2 separate regions of the Mus musculus genome follow, and region 2 is linked to region 1. A link is a contact called in ENCODE Hi-C data. All regions are on one chromosome and are shown on one strand. The core of a region is the stretch at or near the end of the contact, and the rest is flanking DNA. Distances in the headings are between cores, read along the strand shown. Region 1 holds the start of Dhx33 (DEAH (Asp-Glu-Ala-His) box polypeptide 33). Region 2 holds the start of Med31 (mediator complex subunit 31).

What was found. Hi-C counts contacts between places; a loop is a spot of excess contacts on that map.
Region 2: a map of T-helper 17 cell shows a loop between it and region 1 (6-fold over the local background). The contact joins the promoter of Med31 here to the promoter of Dhx33 in region 1. A Hi-C loop is called at or near these places in 2 of 37 maps with a recorded cell type or tissue (T-helper 17 cell and regulatory T cell).

The regions. Positions count from the first base shown.
Region 1 is chr11:71,002,196-71,008,580 of GRCm38, forward strand. It overlaps Dhx33 (DEAH (Asp-Glu-Ala-His) box polypeptide 33), which reads right to left and starts at 2,237. Exons shown (of 12, transcript NM_178367.4): 1 at 1,922-2,237. The coding sequence starts at 2,183. Derl2 (Der1-like domain family, member 2) reads right to left here. Exons shown (of 7, transcript NM_033562.4): 7 at 5,245-6,385.
Region 2 is chr11:72,214,173-72,220,789 of GRCm38, forward strand. Med31 (mediator complex subunit 31) reads right to left here and starts at 1,420. Exons shown (of 4, transcript NM_026068.2): 1 at 789-1,420; 2 at 1-43. The coding sequence starts at 816. 4930563E22Rik (RIKEN cDNA 4930563E22 gene) reads left to right here and starts at 966. Exons shown (of 1, transcript NM_001163728.1): 1 at 966-4,278. The coding sequence starts at 1,159. The coding sequence ends at 1,548.

The sequences.
Region 1 (6,385 bases), core at 987-3,486:
AGTCATATAGCTTGATAAAAACTGATACGACGAGATGTCCATTCATAGACTGCTCGCCCTTTGCTCTGGCTGCTGCTTGCTGCTCTCGTCAAACCTTCTGCCTCTGTATACCCTACTGTGGGTACAATACCTACCTGCCTCACTAACTGGCAAGTTCAAGGATGAGTCAGCCTGCAAGCTCTCACCCTCTGGGCTGTACCAGGGGGCCTCATCTCTAGGATCCTTAGTGCCTGCTTCATCTCTCTCCTAGCACTGATTATTCCAAACAGTACAGAAGTATTTTTTCTTTGTTTGTTTTTCAAGACAGGGTTTCTCTGTATAGTCCTTGCTGTCCTGGAACTCACTCTGTAGACCAGGCTGGCCTCGAACTCAGAAATCCCCCTGCCTCTGCCTCCCAAGTGCTGGGATTAAAGGCGTACACCACCACGCCTGGTTCAAACAGTACAGAAGTACTTAAATGTTTCTGCCCTAATTCCAGAGGGCAGACGCTCTCTTCATAGGCTTAAACACTGCACAGAGCAAGCACTCAATGAAGGCTGTTTCCTGTGTATGTCTGTTGGTACCTCTAAAAGCACCTGATTAGAACAACTCAGGAAACTTGCACACCCTTCTTTGCCATGGCTTATCCTCTTTAACAGGTCCATGAGTCTTACATTTTCTTCCAGCTCCCGGCCTGCTTCTGACCACTCACCTTTCCAGACTTAGCCAAGGCTCTCAGACCAAGAATCTGATTATCCTGCATTTTCCTACTGAACCCTCCACACAACCTCAGACATAGATCAATGCCTCTTGTGCATCTTTCCCACTCCTATTCCAGGGCAACTGACTATTGCTAAAATAGAATATGCCAGCCATACAAACAGAGGGACAAAATTCACCTGGGCATCAGCTTTACAGTCCATCTTGTTCCTGTTTTTGCAGCCTGTCTTCCGTCTCCATCTCCCCAAAAGCCTACTTGAGGCTCTGGAACTTTTGTTTTCCTCAGAACTCTTGGATCTTCTCAAATGTGACTTCAAAAGAGACAGCCTTTCTCCTGTGCCAGGTGGGCTCTCCATAACTCCTGATGCCCGGCACTGCGCCCCCATCTCTGAAATTTCCTAAACTTTGATCCATTAGTTCTATCTATCTTCAGTGTCCTCTCTGCTCAGTTCGCCAAAATCTGTGACTATTTACAAGTGCCTCAGCTTCCCTTGGTTGGCCAAAGCAGAAACCTGTTTCCACTGCCTTCATTCTTTCACCTCCTAATTACTCCTCAGTCCAACGCCAGATCTGTTCTTAAAGTTATTTTGAAAAAATTCTTAGTGGGAGTTGCAATCAATACTACATATCCAACGTGCACTCCCACGCCCCACCATGTCTACATATTGTTATGGAACTTCCCTCCTTAGCACTCTATTCCACTGACTGCCAGTACTCCAGTCTCTTTCTCGCTTATGACATTCCTTCGGGAACTCCTCTATCGTCAATACTGTAGCAAAGCCACTAGAAGTCAGTCCCTGCCTTCGAACACTGCCAAGTTCTTCTCGTACACAAGAAATTGGTTCTCGCCAACTGAATTCTTTCTGGCGCCAGTCTCTCCGTCCTCGCTTAGAATGCCGGTCCCCAGGGACCCGCTCCGCAGCTGCCTCCTCAAAAGCCTTGGTGAGGCCCATCCTGCAAAGCTCTCTGAGAGCCTCCGATATGCTCCCCACGCCTCGTCACGGAAGGCGAATATCCTCAAACTCACAGAGCGCGGTCAGCGCCGGCAGGGTAACTCTGTCCGCCTCTTTCCAGAGGTCCCTGTCCACACCGGGCACTGAAACCCTTTCAAGTTTGTGGAAGAAACCAACGCAAAGAAAGTGAGAAGCCCCTAAGAAACCCCGCCCTCGTGCACAGAGCCAGGGATCTAGAGCAAGGAAGATCCACCAAAGCCGCCACTCACCGATGAGGACCGCGTTGTCCAGGTTTCGGAGCTGAGCCAATAGCTGCCCCCGCGCCCGGAAGATGGGCAGACTCCGGCGCTGCAGCTCCAGGGCCTCGCGGTAGGGACTGGCCGAAGGCTGGGCCAGCGGCGGCGTCTGCCTCCGGCCTCCTCCAGCTCCGCCGCCGCCGCCAGCCGTCAACAGCATCACTACTCGTCTCCCGGGAGGGCAGGAGCCCGGCCGGAATCTCTTAGCGGGCGGGAGGCTCGCCTCCTCCGGCATGTCGGGAGGACCGCGGCCGGAGGCAGGGACGCAGACAGTTCCGCTCGGCTGGGGACAGCAAGCGCGCACCGCCCCTTTCTCGCCACGTGCAGGCGTGCTGGGCGACCACCGATGACCTCACAGCCGCCTCCTGCCTTGAGGAAAGGAACTGCAATTCCCAGCATGCGCTGTGCATTTACATCCTGTGAGAGCAAGGTCGGAGGTGCGACCGAAAAAACGGCCCGAGTAACAACAGGGGACGATAGCTGTGTGGTTCCCTAGGGTCTTGTTGCGTAATGACGTTGTCCTAAACTCTCATTTCTATCCAATAAAAATGACTGTCCCATCTCGGGCTCCAACAATAGTCACGTTTTAAGGCAATTACTTATTTCTGTAAATCTAACGAGGAACACAAACATTTACTCTTCTAAACAATGTACGTTTTAAGGTACCCACTGGTAGCTCCGATTTATAAATGTAGAAAGTGAAATTTTCTGAGACTAAAGTCATTTCGGATGCTGCAAAGAATTTTGAAAATGCTACTAGTGAGTATCTTCAGTTACGGAAAGGTGAATTCTATGATTCTGATATCATGTAATTTCCCCACAAAGTGATAGGCTCAAAAAATACAAGCAGAAATAAAAAAGAAAATGAGTGGAACTAAAATTGCCTTAACTCACCTCCCAGTCATTCCTACTAGATTTTCAATCTTTACACAGCTTTTCAGCCCTATTGTATACACCTTAATCAGTGCGAGTATTCACTACTCCTGCAGAAAACTTGTACATAACCAGTTCTTCCTTCCTGTTCAATTACAAGCTCTTAGATGCTTTGCTAATTCAACACAGAAAGACAGGCACAGAGTGAATGGGTGGTTACCTTTGCTTTTTCATCTTTGGAGGGTGTGGGCGTTTTGTTTGGGAGTATGTTCCTGCACTACTTGCTTGCAATGCTCACATGGAGGTCAGAAGAGGGTGTTGGATTCCCTGGAATTGGAGTTACAGCCAGTTGAGCCTCCATGTGTTTGGAACCCGTAGGGTTCTCAGTGCCCTCGCTGTCCCCGATTGTGTTTCTTTTTTTTTTTTTTTTAAAGATTTATTTATTTATTTATTATATGTAAGTACACTGTAGCTGTCCTCAGACACTCCAGAAGAGGGAGTCAGATCTTATTGGTTGGATGGTTGTGAGCCACCATGTGGTTGCTGGGATTTGAACTTCCAACCTTTGGAAGAGCAGTCGGGTGCTCTTACCCACTGAGCCATCTCACCAGCCCCCGGATTGTGTTTCTTATACAGAATGTGGCGTTCTATAATTCTCAACTCATGTGAAGGCTATCCATCAAATTTGGTATGCAGACCTGTTTTTTTTTTGTTTGTTTTGTAAAAAAAAAAAAAAAAAAAAACCCAGATGTGAATCTGTCTGTTGTGGAATCCGGTATGGCCTGTGGCTTTGGTCCTGTTGAGATGCTTTAAAGCCTTTTAAAGAATATCTGGGTCCCCCGTGAAACTTTACTACACGCAGGTTTACCAGGAAATTTGGGTAGGAATGGGATTAATGACTCTCATCTTTTACTAAGTCAGCCCATTCAAGATGAATCATGTCAGCTAAACTTACACTGTTAGATGAGAACACGGAACATCTCTGTATAGTTATCTAAATAACATTTACAATATGACCTTAATAAATGTATCTAAGAAGCAAAAAAACAAGCAAACAAACACCCCCAAATCCCAGTTATAGTTTTTATTTAGCTTCTGACAGTACACTAGGGGTTACTAAAAAATGTGTGTGTTTAGGATGTACACGAAGAATGTACTGACTTGGGAATGGAGACAGGGCTTGGGGTTAAGAATGCTCACTGTTGAGAGAACTCAAATTTGTTCCCTCACACCCATGCCAGGCAGCTCACCATCTCCTGAAACCCCTGCCCTAGAAGATCCCGTACCTCTAACCTCAAGGTAACCCAAACTTATGTGCACATACCTATATAAAGACACATATAAGTACATGTAATTTTAAATAGTAAAAACAAATCTTACAAAGAATAAGTTGACATGTTTTCCACGCGCCTCCCCCCACCCCCATGTTGATTTAGGAAGGCAAGCAAACCCTTAAAAGAAAAATAACTTATGTCAAGTTATGGGCCTTGAGTAAACAAAATAATAGGTAGCTGCACATTCGAAGCAACCCAACGTGGGAGTATTATAAATTACAGGAGTCCAAATAGGCCATCTGAGTGAGTGAAATCACCTCTTGGTAAGTAAAACACCTCTTTAAAAAAACATACATTGTGTGTGTGTGAGTGAAAGAGAGAAGCGGGGGGAAGGTCAGAGAACAAATCATGGCAGTTGCTTCTCTCCTGCTATGTGGTGGCCTAGGGATTGAAATCTGGTCTTTAGGCTTGGTGGTGTTATTACCTCTGGAGGCATCGGACACCCCCCCCCGCCCCCCCGCAAAGTCCACTTATCTAGAAGCACTCACTAATCATATGCAACAGTTATCATGCAAGCATTTTTTTTTTAAGAACAAGAAAAGAAAAACAAAAATTTTGGTGTTTTTAAAGTATTGGCTCAGAGTTTGTTTGTTTTTTTTTTTTAAGGTGGAGATAAAACCTAACACTTTTGTAAGGAACTCATTCCTGGTAACCCATTTACTCAGCAGTAAAATGATCAGAGTTGGAAACTTAAATCTTTCCCTGCATGTTGCTCACTTGCCCTTCAGTGGCGGTCTGAAATCTGTTGCCCCTCCAAAAAACTCTCTTGTGGCTCAGTGGCTTTCATATTGAGAAGCTCACATACTAAGCATTCAAAAGAATATTCTGATTATTCCTCCAAAAGATGATCTGTCAGACACATTTCACTCTTATCTGAGGTGGCCAAGTCTGTCGAAGTAACTCCCTGGTCCGACCATGACCCTACCAGCTCACGGTCTCCTCCGATTGCAAGGCCACCAAATCATTGCTCCTCAATCAAGGTCAGTTTTGTTCCATCCTGTTTCCAGAAAGAATATTAAACCTTAGCAATCAGGTCCAAGTTTGGATACATACACATCGATTCTTTCATAATTAAAAATACAAGATAATAGTTTGCTGATCAATAAACAAAGTATTTATTCAGCACCCATGTGCCAAGCACAGTGCTAGGCACTGTGGTGGATACAAAAATTAAGACATAGTCCCTGCCCTTAAGGAGCTTACATTCTCATGAGGGGAACAAAACTAACATACATGTAGCAGCTAAGAACAGTACAAGACAATATATGATTTGGTATAGGAATTTTAGCACAGATTTGAAGCTTCATAAGGATTTAAAGAAGACAGTGAAATAGGCCTTAGTTTTAAGAGTTTAGTGTCAAGGTCTTGAAGAAACTTAAATCGACGTTCCTGCAAGGGAGAAGTAGGAGCAAGGTTCAGAGAAAAGACACAAAATATGCATTTGATAAGGGCTAAGACGTGATTGCAGACTTCGGAACAGAGCGGCTGAACGAGACAAGCAAGGTTCAAGAACTTGAATCAAACTCAAAACAGTAAGTAGTTTAGTCATCCCGAGAGGATGGAAGGGCAGGATCTTAGCTAACACAGATAGAACTCACCCGAGAAAGGAAATTATAGCCACAAAATAAACAGTGGCCGAAGGCATGACAATTCTAGGAAGCATGTTATGCCAACATGCCAATAGCTCCAATGTTTCCTAATTCCTCCCAGAGGACTCTAGAGACAGTGTTATGGTTCCATTTCAAGATCCAGGATGTGGACGCTTTGCCTCACGCAAGTACAAAAGAAATATAAAAGACAGGAGGACACAGAGGGACAGAAAAAGAAGTGGAAGAAACAAGTAAAAATTCATAGTGAAAAAAACACACCAAAGTATATAAAATCTATCTCCTATGGAGATGCAATTGGCATGTCCATTCATTTTTAAATGAACATATACTGTATTCCTGTAACAACGAAACAAAATGCCCTATGCTTTAGGTGTGCTTTTCGGATATTTCTGATACAATCAATCCAGGAAATGGCTCAAACTGTATTCATGTAAGTTTAAGCGGTCACAGAATCCCATAATGCAATCTCACTTTTCTGCTGACTCATATCGCAAAAAGGAAGTGTGTTTTGGAAGAATTGGAATTGAGAGGTTGGCTGGGGAAGTGAGGACTTTCCCTTGTGTCCCAGTGAGCACAGGGATCTTGCCAAACAACACAGGGCCAGGGACCTGCCAAACTAC
Region 2 (6,617 bases), core at 170-2,669, 1.2 Mb after region 1:
AATTCCAACTCCAACTGAAACCGAAGCCGATTTCCAGCATCATCTAGGAGAAAAGACAAATATCAAAGTGCAGAAGAGACTTTCTTAGAAATTAAAGATATATGTATATGCGTGTGTGTATATATGTGTGTGTGTGTGTGTGTATATATATATATATATATATATATATATATATATATTCACTAAGTAATGAGGCCCTGTTTCCAAAACAAAAATAGTAAAACAAAAAATAGTAAAGAAATCCTTTAAAGTTAATTGAGGAAAAAATAAGTTGAATGGGAATTTACCACCTGCAGGCCACTTTGTTAGCGGAGATCACTGGACAGTCTGTAATAGCTGTGCGGTTCCCTAAGTTGTTATAACCACAACTATCAACTGTGATTACGTTAAGCAAAATCAATGTGCTACACAAAACCGAAGCATGATGCAAAGTGATTAAACAATGGAGAGAAGGCGGTGTCCGCATTAGAATACACAGGTTATCGATATTTCGGGCAAGTTCTTGGGAGTACCTTCAGCACAGACAGTGGAAGGTCTCAGTCCTCTCCCACGGCCCTGCACGGCCCCAAGAGCCAGGGTTGGAGTAGGGGTTTGAGCAACCCAGGAGCAAAGATGTTTTCACAGACCATAGTCTGAGAAGCAGCACAGCCTTCTCCTCCGCCGGTCCCAACTCTAAGGATGCCAAGTTGAACCCGAAAGACAGCGCAGGAAAAGGGAAAAGGGAGGGAATTTCGGGGCGTAGGACCATTCCCTTGGGGTGAAGACTCGGGGTGCAAGTCACAACGTACCTGTCTCCATAGCGACGGCCGCGGCCATAACAATCAGAGTGAGGCGAACACCACCAGCCCCGACCGAACCGCGACTTCGATTGGTGAGAATCCGGAAGCCACGGCTCCTACTTCCGGTCGCGGGGCAGAGTGGGACACGAGGGCGGGGACAACCTCACTTATGGGAAAATTAGCCCCACCTATCTGTGCAGACCCGGCCGGCTGCGCGCGCAGATATCGAGCGGGGCGTGCCGGAGGACTTCTCATTTTTTAGGTCTCAGAGTCCTGCTACCTACCCCGACGTAATACACCACCCTGACGTCACCTTTCCCTGTGTGACGTGACGCAGAGCATGATCCTTGGGCCTCTTTGTCCCACCTGACCAAGGTGTATGGGCAGGATGGCCTCGCCCCTTAGGAGCAAGTCCTCCGCCCCGCGAGTGGAAAGCACCCGCCACAAGGAGACATCGACTGTCCGCGTGGAGACGTCGTCCCACCGCGAGGAAACGTCATCCCACCGCGTGGAGACGTCCTCCCGGCAGGTTCGAACGTCTTCCCGGCAGGTGGAGACCTCCCAGCGCCACCGAGAGGGGCCCTCCCTCACCCCCTCCACGAAGCGACTCCCTCAGTTCCTTGAGGTGTCCTCCCAGCACGTGGAAACCTCCTCGCAGTGCACGGAAACGTCCTCCCGCCACGTCAGGGCGTCGTCATCCCTGAGGGTGGAGACTACTGTGCACCGTGTTGAGAGCCCAGCCAGGCAGAGTGCCAGAATGGCTCGATGAAGTGCCAAAGGTCCTTAGCCAGGACTGAAGAGTTGCCAGCCAGCCATCTTCCAGGAGAACCGAGCATCTTTGGTTTCATGGAAAGAACCCATAAATCAGTGTAAGAAACAGGCTGTGGTTTCTGGGGGCTGTTAACATGTATTGACATTGCAGCACCTTAGACCATCCTGTTGTTGACCCCAGTGTGCTATTAACTTGAAGCCAGCACAGAAGGTTTCAGACTGGTAGTGCAGTATAAACCTGGCTGATGGACAATGAGATTCTTTGAGTCTCTACACCAGGTAAGTTTTATAGTCTTAGGTCACTCTAGGATGTGTTGACGACTTGAAATTTGCAAAGAGGGGCCAAACTTGTCATGATTCTTGACCGCTGGCCTGATCATATACCTGCTTGAAACCTACAGGGCAAGGTATCATCTTTCATACATTATTAATTGGCCTTTATTAATACTTATATTTCATTATACATTTTCTCATGTTGTCATACATAGTATTCCACCCACACTTAAAAAATTAAATCAGGGGGTATAGGAAAAAACAGGACAATTAATAAACAATCAATAAAACCATTAATAATCTTGGAAGGGAAAGTAAAGAAGAAGCCATGACACTTGGCCTGAGGCGTGAGATTGACAGGATGGTAACTGAGTATTACTGCATGCTAGGTAGTAGTTAGAGCATGGCAGCTAGAGCAGTGGAAAAGACTAGGATCTTCCTCTAATGAAGAGACATGCAACAAAGGGGAAAGTAAGACAACATGCTGTTGTATTCCCGCGAAGGAAAGGCTGTCTGTCTTGTGGTAGAGAGTAGGGAACTCTTTAGAGAATATGGTCAGGGAAAGCCTTGCTGATTACATTTGGTCCGAGATTTGTGTGAGTGGACAGTGAGCCATATCAGGATCTAGAGGGAAGTGCATTCTAGACAGAAGGGAAAGTCTACATTTTTTTTAAAAATCAAAGATGTTTATGTAAGAGAAAGATCAGTTAGTATATGAGAGCGTGGTATAAGGAAGAAAACAAAAAGGAGGAAGATGCCACTTCATATAGAGTCTTGGAAATCTTCTGGGATTACAGTAAAGAGCTTGAATTTTATTCTGAGATCATCAAAAGAATTTAGTGCAAGGGAGCAAAGTGCGTATTGCAGTTTACAGTTTAGAACTACCTCTCCATCGAAGTTGCATTGGTAACCGAGTTGGGAATGATTTTGTCTCCAGAAGTGTGTGTGTTTGGGGCAGCGTGGAAGGTGCTCCTGCTTGCCTCAAGTGCCTAGTAGCCAGGGATGCTGCTAACATCTTATGGTGCCCAGGTCAACACCCTGTCCCTCCTCCAACAAAGAATCGCTGTGCTGAGAAAGGCAAGTCATTGGTGAAGTTGAGAAACATTGAGGTTTCTAGCAACTTTGCTAGAGGGTGGTGCACTAAGCAAACCCCTGACTTCTGCATAGCAGAATTGCGGAAAAGCCTGAAAGACAGTCATGGAAGTGTGTTCAGAGCATCTTCCGGTGAGGAACAAAAGCAAGCGTTCTCAGAGGAAGAGGATGTGTTGCTCTGTAAGGAACCCTCTCTCTAGCCTGCTTTAATAATGCATGTGCTACTTGCCACTAGAACAGAAGGCTGCAGATGCTGATTCTGCAGGACTCCTCATGAGTCAGAGCACTTACTACTTCCAGGCACTAATTTAGTCCCAGGGAGTGTACTGGACTGTCCCCGCAGAATGGGGGCGCAGGTCAGAAGAAATGTCATAACTGCTAAAGATGTTGATGTTATAACTACCATCACTACCCCAAGGCTACCTGAATGCCTGTCTGCCTCACAGAACTGCTAGTATCAAAGAATTAGCTAATAGCAAAGAATTGTCAGTTTTTTCCAGTTTACTAATTCTTTTTAATATGGCCAACTGTGCCTTAAATAAACAGATAAAAAAACAAACAAAGCAGTTGCTTCTCTTTGTGTTCCTCATTATCTTCTTGTTGCAAAAGTGGTATGTGTCTAATGTAACAAAATAAATCAACATAACAGTTAATACGATATTATATTTCCTGTCCATTACTAGCCTGGAAATAATGTCAGAGATGTGTTTGTCTGTCCAGACCTTTCTCCATTAGTGACTGCTTCTGTTTCCTCTTTTAGTAGTATTTGGAAGACTGGCTGAATGTGACTCTGGGAAAGCCAGGCGCCTGCTTCTGGATCGTTGATGCTTCAGGAAGGGCGTGGGAAGGATCCTGGTAGATTCCCTGTGGTCCTGGTCTTATTTTTATCTAGGATTCTTCCTCCATATTTCACTTATTCATGTTCCAAGAGAGAGAGAGAGAGAGAGAGAGAGAGAGAGAGAGAGAGAGAATGAATGTAATGAAACACCTTTGCCATAAATCTATATTATACATTCCACAGCTTCAAAATGACAGTGTACATCAATGAAGGTAATTGTTGATGTACCCATTGTACTTTGTAAATGTGTGTGTTACTGTTAGCCATGCTGTGTGTCTTCCTCATCGTTCTCTGTAGGAAATAGAGCTGCTGTACCTGGCATGTGTTACACAGTGTTAAAGACAGCATGTGCAACAATAATAAATGAAGAGTAATATTCTCCATTTGCAGTCGAGAAAGCCTTTAATGGCACAGTCTAATAATTGGATTTATTGTGCTGGGTAATAGTTGTGTCTTGCCTTCAGCTGTGTCAGCCAGGTTAGTTTAAAAAAAAAAAACTAAATAAATGTAAGTTCTTGTAAAGAAGTCACTTCTTATTCTCATACTTTTTCATATATTACCTGGGAGTGGTGTATAATATTTACTGCCTATTGCGTTCAAAAGAAATGGCTGGGTGTGGTGATGCACACCTGAAATCCCAGGACTAGGAGAGGCTGATGCAGGAGGATTGCTATGAGTTTAAGGCCAGCCAGGACTATATGACTGTATAAAAAGTACCAGACTAGTCAAAACTACATAACAAGATCCTATCTCGAAAAATAAAGCAAAAGAGAGAGAAATAAAAAATAAAAAAGGGGCAAGGCCACTGAGTTGGCTCGGAATGTAACAGTGCCTGCCCCCGAAACTGATAACTTGAATTTGATTTCAGGAATTCACATGGTAGAAGGAGAGACCAGACTCCCAAAAGTTGTCCTCTGACCTCCACACATATATCAATGTGTGTATAATATTTTATATAGTTTAATATATAATACATAATAATTTATAATAGACATAAAAGTATATACTATACAATTTTAAATATAGTAAATCAATATATAACATTAAACATACATTTAATTTAAAAAATTTTTAAGGCTTGCATTGACAGGATCCTCTTTCCCCAGACTAAGCAGGCCATGGGAAGAACCAGAAATTCAATTAACGAGGTGTTTTTCTCACATCTTTTTCTAGATTTTACAGAATTCCTGTTCCCTCCTTTGTTCTATTGATCTCATCCTAAGAAAGCTAATGCTTATATCCAAGGCCTGGATGGCACCATAATCAATGCTTAGAATTGCATAACTGTAAAAAAAACAAACAACAGAAATAAACAAAACAGAAAACCTGTCCCGCCAGGCGTGGTGGCGCAGGCCTTTAATCCCGGCACTTGGGAGGCAGAGGCAGGCGCATTTCTACAAGTGGCTTCCCAGCTCGGGAGTGTCTTTTGGGTCTTCAGTGGTCCTCTAGGTTCTTGGCAGTGGCTTTGCTACTTTGCCTTTAGCATGACGTTGACCAGTGCTTGGTGGTCACCGCTCGGGCCTTTCCTCTCACTGATGCTGTGGAGGAGAACATGTGAAGCACATGCTTACAGGCTAGGAAGTCTGCTTCCCCTCTTTGACACATTTAGGACATTGCTCAGACTCTCCTGATTTGCATTGGTTCCCACAGCAGCAGTGGCAGCAGCCTCGCCTGTGTTCCTCCACACCAAGGTGTCCATGGCCTCTGTCAAGGTGTGCTCTGTACTGTTGGTGGAGCACCCTGGTATAATAATAACCTTGGTGTCATTTCTTTCCTTTGTCCTATATTTGGGGTTGCTTACACTCTTAGAAACTTTGACTCTATAGTCTTCATAAAATTCATAAAATTTGGAGGCCATTATTCCTTCCACTGTTTTTCCCTGCCCCTCTCTGGGTGTAAATCGTGGGTCTGATAAGCCATGGGAAGCTGATGTTCTTCTGTTCCTCTTCATATTTCACTGGATATTTTGTGTTGTTTTTGTCTTCATGTTTATACTAATGTTTTTTCTATAATCTATAGCCTATCATAAATACCATGTATGGTTTTAAATTTCTTTTAATTTCACTTAAAACATTTTTATCTCTCATAGTTCAACTTCAATCTTTTAAAATATCCTCCACACATAAACAAATTCCTCCACAAATTCCTTATATCTTTTTGGCATGTTTGGCCTGCCCTGCCATTACTTTTAACATATATAATTTTGTTTTAATAATGATTTTGTTTATTTTTATTTAATCCTATCATCTGTACAATCTCTGGGACATTGCCTATTAATTGATTTTTCTTCTCATTATGAGTTGTATTTTGTGGTTGTTACTTTTCATGCCTGGTTATTGATATTTGTATGCAAGGCATAGTAAATTTTAACTTTTTTTGAGTGTTGTTTAGTTTTCATATTTTTATAATTCTTTTTTTGTTTGTTTGTTTGTTCTTGTTTTGTTTTTCGAGACAGGGTTTCATTGTGTATCCCTGGCTGCCCTGGAACTCACTTTGTAGACCAGGCTGGCCTTGAACTCAGAAATCTACCTGCCTCTGCCTCCTGAGTGCTAGGATTAAAGGCATGCGCCACCACGCCCGGCATTTTTATAATTCTTGAACTTTGCATTAGTCACAAGTTATTTGCAAGCAGTTTGTCCTTTATATCTACTTTAAATCTGTTCTGTGAGTCCAGATCAGTTTTAAGTGAACAGTTAATGTTCTCTGAGACAAAAGCTGGGTCTGTCTTCTCTGGATATCCCTAAGTTAGGTGTTGGCTAGGGGGACAAGCCTTGTTCTCAGTTTCCTGCCCTAGCACGTGCAGTGGTCAGTGCTCAGCCGAATGCTCAGTAGACACCTGTGCAGTCTCTGAAGTTCTCTTTCTA